3 separate regions of the Mus musculus genome follow, and regions 2 and 3 are each linked to region 1. A link is a loop called in an ENCODE intact Hi-C map of the cell type or tissue named here. Cell type or tissue: heart. All regions are shown on one strand.

Region 1 (2,500 bases):
CCTCTGAATATAATCAGTAGTTCTCATGACATTCATGTGTTTAATAGCTTGTGGGGTCAGCCCTCATAAATCAAGTGAAAGTTGCAAGACTAAGCACCTTTACTGCAGTATTGCAAGTACTTAGAAAATAGTGCAAAACACACAGAAGGCAGTCAACCAATGCTTGCTAAATGTACTAAGAACTTTTTCCAGTGTTGGATTTTTGAATGAGTAAATCTCATGTCCAGGAGTCTGTTCAGCTAGCTCCAACTTCCGGGAGTCACCCAAGAAAAAGCGCTCCACAAATACTGAACAGGTCCCAAAGTGGACAGAGGGGAGGGGAGGGGATGCGAGGGGAGGGGAGGGGAATGATCGCGAAAGGCTTCCAAACCTTGTCCTTGTTTTTCACCATTTCTGAAATATATGCTGAGTGCAACTATGGGAAGACCATTTTCATAATCTATAATACTCCTCCTTTTAAAGGACTTTCGTTAACCGCTTGCAAAGGTGAGTGCCGGGTAGAGGACATTAGCTCGCTAAGTCCCTAGAAATCACACTTGGAGACTAAGCAGGCTTTCCCAGGAGAAGTCCAAAGCCAACATAAGCAGGAGGCTGGGGGCTGGCCGTTAACCGCAAGGCAGTGGTTGAGCCCTCGGGATCATCCCGGCGGGGGGCGCAGCATCTCCGCCAAGGCCGCAGGCTCTCACCATCAGCTGCCCGAGCCACCCTGTACCTCGCAGTCCACTCGCCCTGCCCACGCCCCGCGCCGCCCGCTCACCTTCAGCCCCTGGGAGTCCATGGCCGCCGGCTACCCGGAGGGTGCCCACCGCTGCCCGCCGCAGGGTTAGGGGTTCAGACCCACTTCCCGGGCCCTCAAACCCTAAGGGACGCGGCGTGCAGCACGAGGGGCGTGGCCCGATCTCCATTGGTTGTCGGCGTGAGGGGGCGGAGCTTAGTTGTAGGACTAGGAAGGAGGGGGCCACCGGAGCAGGCGAGGAGGGAACCCCGAGGGAGGACCGCGAGGGCGACTGGGGCTGGAATCCGCTGAGCATTGAGTGCTGCCGAGTTGTGGGGCTAGAGGAGGGAGGTCCAGCCTGGAAACGGCGCGAGGAGGAGGGATTGGGTGGAGCAAGAGATATGAGATTAAAGAATAAAGATGATGAAGCAGCAAATAGGAGGGAGAGCCATGCCGCTTTTCATCCCTGCAAACAAAGGCCGACTCCATTTTCTCAGCATTTTTTGTGGAAGCCGATTTGCGCAATGCGGCTTAGTACTTGACCAGGGAAAATGATTTACCTGACACGTGTAGTAATCGTGTCTGGGCCACAAGGTGGCGCAGAAAAATCACAGTTCGGCAAAAACCTTGAAGCCTGGCTTGGGCTTGTTCTAAATCTTTTCAGGCGCTGCTGTAATTTTGCTATTCGAGTGCTTATTAAACTGCTCCGCCAGATTTCCACCCCCAAAGTCTTATTTAAAAATATGTGGTTACCTCTTTTAGATTTCTATTTCTTAAGTGTTTGCTGTAGTTTGGATCTAAACTGTCCCTCAAAGACACACGTGCTGAATGTTCCCCAGCCCGTGTGCTGTTGGGAGTGGTGGAACCTTTGATAGATGAGGCCAAATGAAAGGACTTTAGAAGATTCTCACGTGACCTTGAAGAAGACATTGGGACCATGGACTTGCTGTTTGCTTTTCTTTTTGCTTTTCTGTTTGCTTCCTGGCAGCCTTCCTTAGAAGATCTTCACCAGTGTATTTATCATGAGATCCAGCAAGCTGACTGAGAGGGGCATCTAGACACACTAATTTGTTTCTGCTTGTATTCTTTAAAGGACTGCAGGCAGCTGTGGCCGTTATACTGATGTTTTAGTGGGCCTCCTGCCTGCTCTTAGGACTCTTCCTTCAATCGGGTTGCTTTCTCCATCCTCCGTATGAGATCTTTTACCTTGTCTTACTGTATTTTGGTCCTGTTTGGCTGTCATCTCTTAGAAGCCTACTTCTTTCTGAAGAGGAGAGGGAGGGGGAATGGATCTAAAGGAATGGAGAAGCGGATGTGGTGAAAAGCTAGGAAGAGTGGGGTGGGGGAACTGTGGTTGGGATGAGAGAAGAATCCATTTCAATTAAAAAAAAACAGGCAGAATGATGTAGACAGTTCTAGAATTCTATCTTATCAAGAAGAGAGGTACTTAAGGTCATGACAAAGCAGTGGGGATGCTAATTATTCCAATGTGACCCCTGCTCTTTGTATGTGTGCACTGAAATATCGCACTGTATCCCAGTGAAAACCACCAGTTTCCACATTTTTGAGCATCATATAAGCCTTTTGAGTTTCAGTGGAGTCTTGGGACAGAAAGGGCCTTATGATACTGAGTGAGAATTAGTGTTGAGAGCCAGGGGTACACATCTTTAGTCCCAATTACAGAGGAAACCATGGCAGAATGGGCACTTGAGCCCATGAGTTCAAGATAGACAACTGGAAAGACACACCATCTTTAAAAGAACAAAATGTTCTTGTTAGATAAAT
Region 2 (2,500 bases), 540 kb after region 1:
AAATAAACAAGCTTCCTTGGAACGGTGACTGCTTATTGCAAAGTACAAAGAGAATATACGGGAGAAAGGGGCGAAATAAATTATGTATCACGAATAGCAAAGATAAAGAAGATTCCCAGATGTACTAAATATTTAAAAATCGTTTGAGTAATGCTGCGGCTCAGCCTTTCTGAATACTTCTGATCTTGGTACAAATAAGCAACGTGCAAGAATAACTTTAAAAGTTCTGAGCTCTATGAGCTCATAGTGGCCCAGTTAATAAGTGTTGGTAAGTTAGTATATAACCTAGGTTGTAACAGACACACTATTCTTCAATGTAGATATTTCCTTAGCAGTGGTGTGTGGACAGCACAGCATGAAATGGAGAAGAAATTCACAGCTCTGAGAAGGAAGTTGCAGACTCTTCTGGACTGATGGCTCAGGGTTTCTCCCCAACCTTCTATTTAGTGAGCAGGACTGTGGACCATCCACAGAACCTTTCTTTATGTGTTTTCTGGGGCATTAGCTTAGCTCACTTCTCACTTCTTAGTCTCGATTTCCAAATTCTTCCATATTAGTGTAGATATGCTATGCACGAGTTTTACAGAAAAGGGGCACAGGTGAGCAAACGCAGAACACGGAATACTTGGTTTCCTAAGGGTTGTGAACCAATTGCTTGAGGGGTGTTGCAATGAAACCAACTCTGATCTTCCTTGGACTCCTTCTTTTCTTGTATCTCTTTTATTTCCCTACTGTGTTCTTAAATGGCTTCTGTGTGATATTTTTAATCCATTCACTCTTTCATGTTTCTGCAAAATTTGACCTTAGATTTTTTTTTCTCTTACCTTAAATGATCCTGTCAGGGCCAACTATAAGACCATCTTGCAGACATCACATGCCCCGCAGGGGTACCTAGTAGCAGCTGACACCATCATAACGTGTCCTCCTGGTTTGTCTTTTATGTTAGAATCTTCACACTTTAAACAACAAAATTTAAAATTGAAAATGGCTATAATTAATTAGTTGATGTCTTAAAATTTAGTACTCCGTTTACATGAAATGTCGGTCCCTCTGTAGTTTATAACATCCTATTATAAAATACTAGAAACATGGAGACTTTGTACAATGTGTAGAAGACTATTCCCTGAATGTCAGAACACAGCACTTTCGAATCACTTCTTCCTTGAAACCTTGCCCTTGTGTTTGCTGACACCACACTTTTCTGATTCAATCTCTCTAGCACATCTTCACAGAAGATATGGTTTTGCATTACCTTTGCCTGTGGTATCCAAAAGAACATTCTGCAATGATGGAAATGTCTGACTAACAGGGTAATTAGCAACCGTGTGTAGCTATGGATCACTTGCAGTATAGTGCACTCGAATTTAATGCATTTTAAATGCCTCTGATGGATACATATTATTTATTAATGAATTTCCTCAACATTGTCTCCAAGGATTTGCATACAGTGGCATTTACTAAATGTGAGTGATTGAAATTTTCAAATTAAGAATTCCTAGAGGTTGTATTGAAAAGAAGAAAATACTCTACTGCCCCCTGGTGTTTGAATATAACCTTGCATGCCACACAGAACAACGACTGTCACATAATTTGGGGATAGAAGTCAGATTTATTTGAACTGTAGTTGCAAATTTTTGGAGAATAATAATAATAATAATAACTAAGCTTTTTCAGTCTTTGACTTATGTATTTGAAATTATTCCAATTGAAAATTAACGGTCTGGTCTGGAGACATTGATTCAGGTTGGTGTTAAAAATTTGTCTAGTATGCACAAAGGCCTGAGTTCAATACCCAACACTGAAAAAAAAAAACCCATTTCACGTTAAAGCATGATATGGCATAAGTGCCTTTAATTCTAGCACTAAAGAGGTTGATGCAAAAATGATTTTAAGGCTAGCCTGGGTTACATAGCAAAACTGTAGTTTTAAACTAAGCAAAAAATTAAATAAAGCAGGAGGGCAGGTCTTGTGATTTCTGTAGGTAAGCTAGAGATCCGGGGGTTGATTTTCCAGTCTGAATCCAACACTAATGGCAGGCAGGAGAAGCCGATTGTGTCAGCTCAAGATATTCATCCTTTCAGCCTATTCGAAGATAGAGGGTAGGCAGTTTTCCCTTGTTCATCCTTCAACACTTTAGATGAGAGCTCTATAGACTAGGGAAGATAATTTTCTAAGTTAACCTCCCTCAGAAACAACTTCATAGACACAGTAAAACTAATTTCCTCTCAAATATCAGGCTCCCGCTGAGCCTACTCCACTTGACATAGATTTATCTCTATACTTAGTTTATGAAAACATCTAAGAAAATCTGAAACACGTGCCCTTTCCCTCTCCTTTCAAATCATAGCATGGAACACAACAAGAAGAAGATTCTGCTGTACTCTTAGAGCCAACAGTGATCTCAAGGCAACATCAGCTTTGTCGCATTTCAACTCTGGAGAAATTTGCAATAAGGAACATTAGAAATAACAGAGATCCATTATAAACATCACACGTGCTC
Region 3 (2,500 bases), 150 kb after region 1:
TTGCCGTTGGTGACCTCTGTCTAATTAAAAGTAAGTCAGTCCTTCCCACCCGGCATTGTCTGAAACCCGGGACTCTTTATCACTTTGCTAAAGTTCATTTGCAAGTGTAGTTAAGGAAGAGTCAGGGGGGAAACAGCATCTGTCCCTTCTGGTCCTGGGGAGGAGGCACTCCTTTCCAAGAGTCAAGCCTCTGCCCAAAGAAGCTGCCTCCCCTGCAATGCTAGGATCCAGGAGCAGCCCCGCTGCCTTCTTGCTTCCTCTGTGAGGTCTAATTTTTGCATCATCTTTAGGAGCGATATGACCTCTATTCACAGCCATCGAATCCAGTTCCAAAGCACCAATGACAGAGGGGGCTTCAAGACAAGACCTTGCCTAGGAGGATGCAGGCAAGCAAAGGCAAGAGCTGGCCCGATGCCAAGTTATTTTAGGCCAAAGAATCTCATCCTTCTATCAAAATGCTGAACTGCAAAACGAACCTGATTTCAGTTCATGGAAGGTTGAGAGGAGGAGGAGGGGGAGGGGAGGAGGAGGAAGAGAGGAGGAGGGGAGGAGGAGGGAGGAGGAGGAGGGGAGGAGGAGGGGGACAGTTGGTCCGAATTCACATGCAAAAATAGACTTCCTGTTCTGCCCCAACTCTTATTTCCGTGGGCTCTTCTCCCCAAGGATTTACCAGGTAAGAATTCACCACCAAAGAAGATCACAATGAGATAATCAGATGGCTTACCTGATAAAAAGGAAAATTATCCATCTGCAGTGAGGAGCAACATCTCCCCACGACGAGTCCGCACCTTCCGTTGCAACGATTCAGATTCCTTCTTGCAAAAGGTGACCAAGTGCTTCACAAGGGCTGCAGCCTCATAGGGGCAGAACACACGTACACAAACACACGCACACACACACACACATGCACCAGAGACCTCTGCAGTATCCTCTCGGCTTCATCCTCGCCTCACTCTATGGTACCTAATACAAATCAGCAAATAGCTTGTTTTAAAAAAAAAAGAAAGAAAAAAAAGCGGAGACAGCACCTAACGTTACAGTGCCATCTAGTGGCTACATCGTAAATAGGTTCTCACAGCCTGGATTTCTGTGTTCTTTCTCAACCGCTTCCTTCTGGTTCCTTTTTCTTTTTTCCTCTTTATTTTGGTTTTATTACTTCCTCAGATGCCTTTTTTTCATTCCCCTTTGCTCTGCCTATCATGGAACTATTGACTTAAAGATTAAAACAATCAGAACTGGAGAGCGTTGCTTTTAAGTTAAAAAAAAAAAGGTGCTAATTTTGTTTGTAAATGTTACTTTATTTTCTCTATTAAAAAAAAAAACTCATTGTTACTTTTACAGATTACGGAACCCATGAATGAAATTTGCTTATTTCTACTGTCTGGAGAAAAGTGAGTAGTCTTTTACTACGTAGTCGTGACTTTACATGAGGAATTTTGTGGATTCTTTCTTCTCTAACACCGTGTTCACGGTGCTTTTCATACTATAGTGAGTGGCTCTGAAGGAGGCAGATGCGAGTTTAATTTTAAACTCAGTATCGATGAGTGTGTTTTGAAGATTATATCCCCCTATCTTTAGTATTGATGTTAAATAGGATTATTTTTATACCCATTTCCATGGTTTCACCATCTTTTATTGTAATATATCTATTTGTCTCCCAGATATGACTAGCCATTGAATTGTCACACTATGTTTTAGAGAACAAACGTAAGTATTAAATATTATTGGTGTCCACTAGGTCTTCCCAAAACAATGAGGAGCCCATACTGAAGTCTGGGGAGCTACAGGAACTGAACTTTCTAAGCCATATATTATAATTTAAAGCATCATTAGTCTTTCACATTTGGTCATACATAAACTTATTTACCCTGGGTGTGTTTCTCTTGTCACTTAGCACACTTAATGCTGATGAAAGTCACCATACATGCTTTGCTATTAAAAAAAAAAAAAAAACCAATATCCCTTAGACTTTAATTTGTCTATTCCATACTACAGGACAGGGAGGCATATACTGTTAATATTCCTCTAGCAATTCTCATTGTATGTTGAGAATAATGAGACATTCTGAACCTTATTGAGACTTTTCTAGACCACATAGTTTGTGAAGCAAAACAAACCAACCAACCAACAAATAAATAATAAGAATAAGGATAAGGCCCACCCTTTCAGAATTCATTATTTTTTGGAAAATAGTAAATATTTTACCTCTTTCCATTCTAGAATCCTGGAGATGTAATTTTCATTGTTTCTTTATAAAGAAATTTTACAAGTCCTTGTTTATGGGTTCATGGGTCCATCTCCTGGGCCCCTTTCTTAGTTTCTGAAAGGAAGCAATTGACCAAAATTGAGCTGGAAGTATATAGCTCATTTGGTAGAACACTTAGTAGACATGCACCAAAAAACCAAAACAAAACAAAACAAAAAACAAAAAAACCCAAAACCAAAAACAAACAAACACACACACACACACACACACACACACAGATTTTCAGCCTTGTAG

Evidence for each region. A loop is a pair of places that touch in the nucleus more often than their neighbours do. Peaks named below come from ENCODE experiments on the same cell type or tissue, not always from the same donor. Only the 100,000 strongest peaks of a DNase experiment are listed, where the experiment ranks them.
Region 2: a loop joins it to region 1, with 12 times the contacts of the local background. A loop is called at or near these places in 12 of 42 quality-filtered maps.
Region 3: a loop joins it to region 1, with 8 times the contacts of the local background. A loop is called at or near these places in 25 of 42 quality-filtered maps.

The regions. Positions count from the first base shown.
Region 1 is chr2:66,255,757-66,258,256 of GRCm38, forward strand. It overlaps Ttc21b (tetratricopeptide repeat domain 21B), which reads right to left and starts at 861. Exons shown (of 29, transcript NM_001047604.2): 1 at 758-861. The coding sequence starts at 778. In heart, a CTCF peak has its summit at 1,305 (motif pointing right); a DNase peak (open chromatin) is centred at 945; H3K4me3 peaks cover 1,756 bases; H3K27ac peaks cover 1,060 bases.
Region 2 is chr2:66,798,518-66,801,017 of GRCm38, forward strand. No RefSeq gene overlaps it. Among named protein-coding and RNA genes, the nearest start is that of Scn7a, 15 kb to the left of the region's middle. In heart, a CTCF peak has its summit at 1,542 (motif pointing left); no DNase peak of the experiment used is centred here.
Region 3 is chr2:66,409,138-66,411,637 of GRCm38, forward strand. The region is part of intron 1 of Scn1a (sodium channel, voltage-gated, type I, alpha); the gene reads right to left. Among named protein-coding and RNA genes, the nearest start is that of Gm13630, 2.3 kb to the right of the region's middle. In heart, a CTCF peak has its summit at 1,053 (motif pointing left); no DNase peak of the experiment used is centred here; H3K4me3 peaks cover 1,139 bases.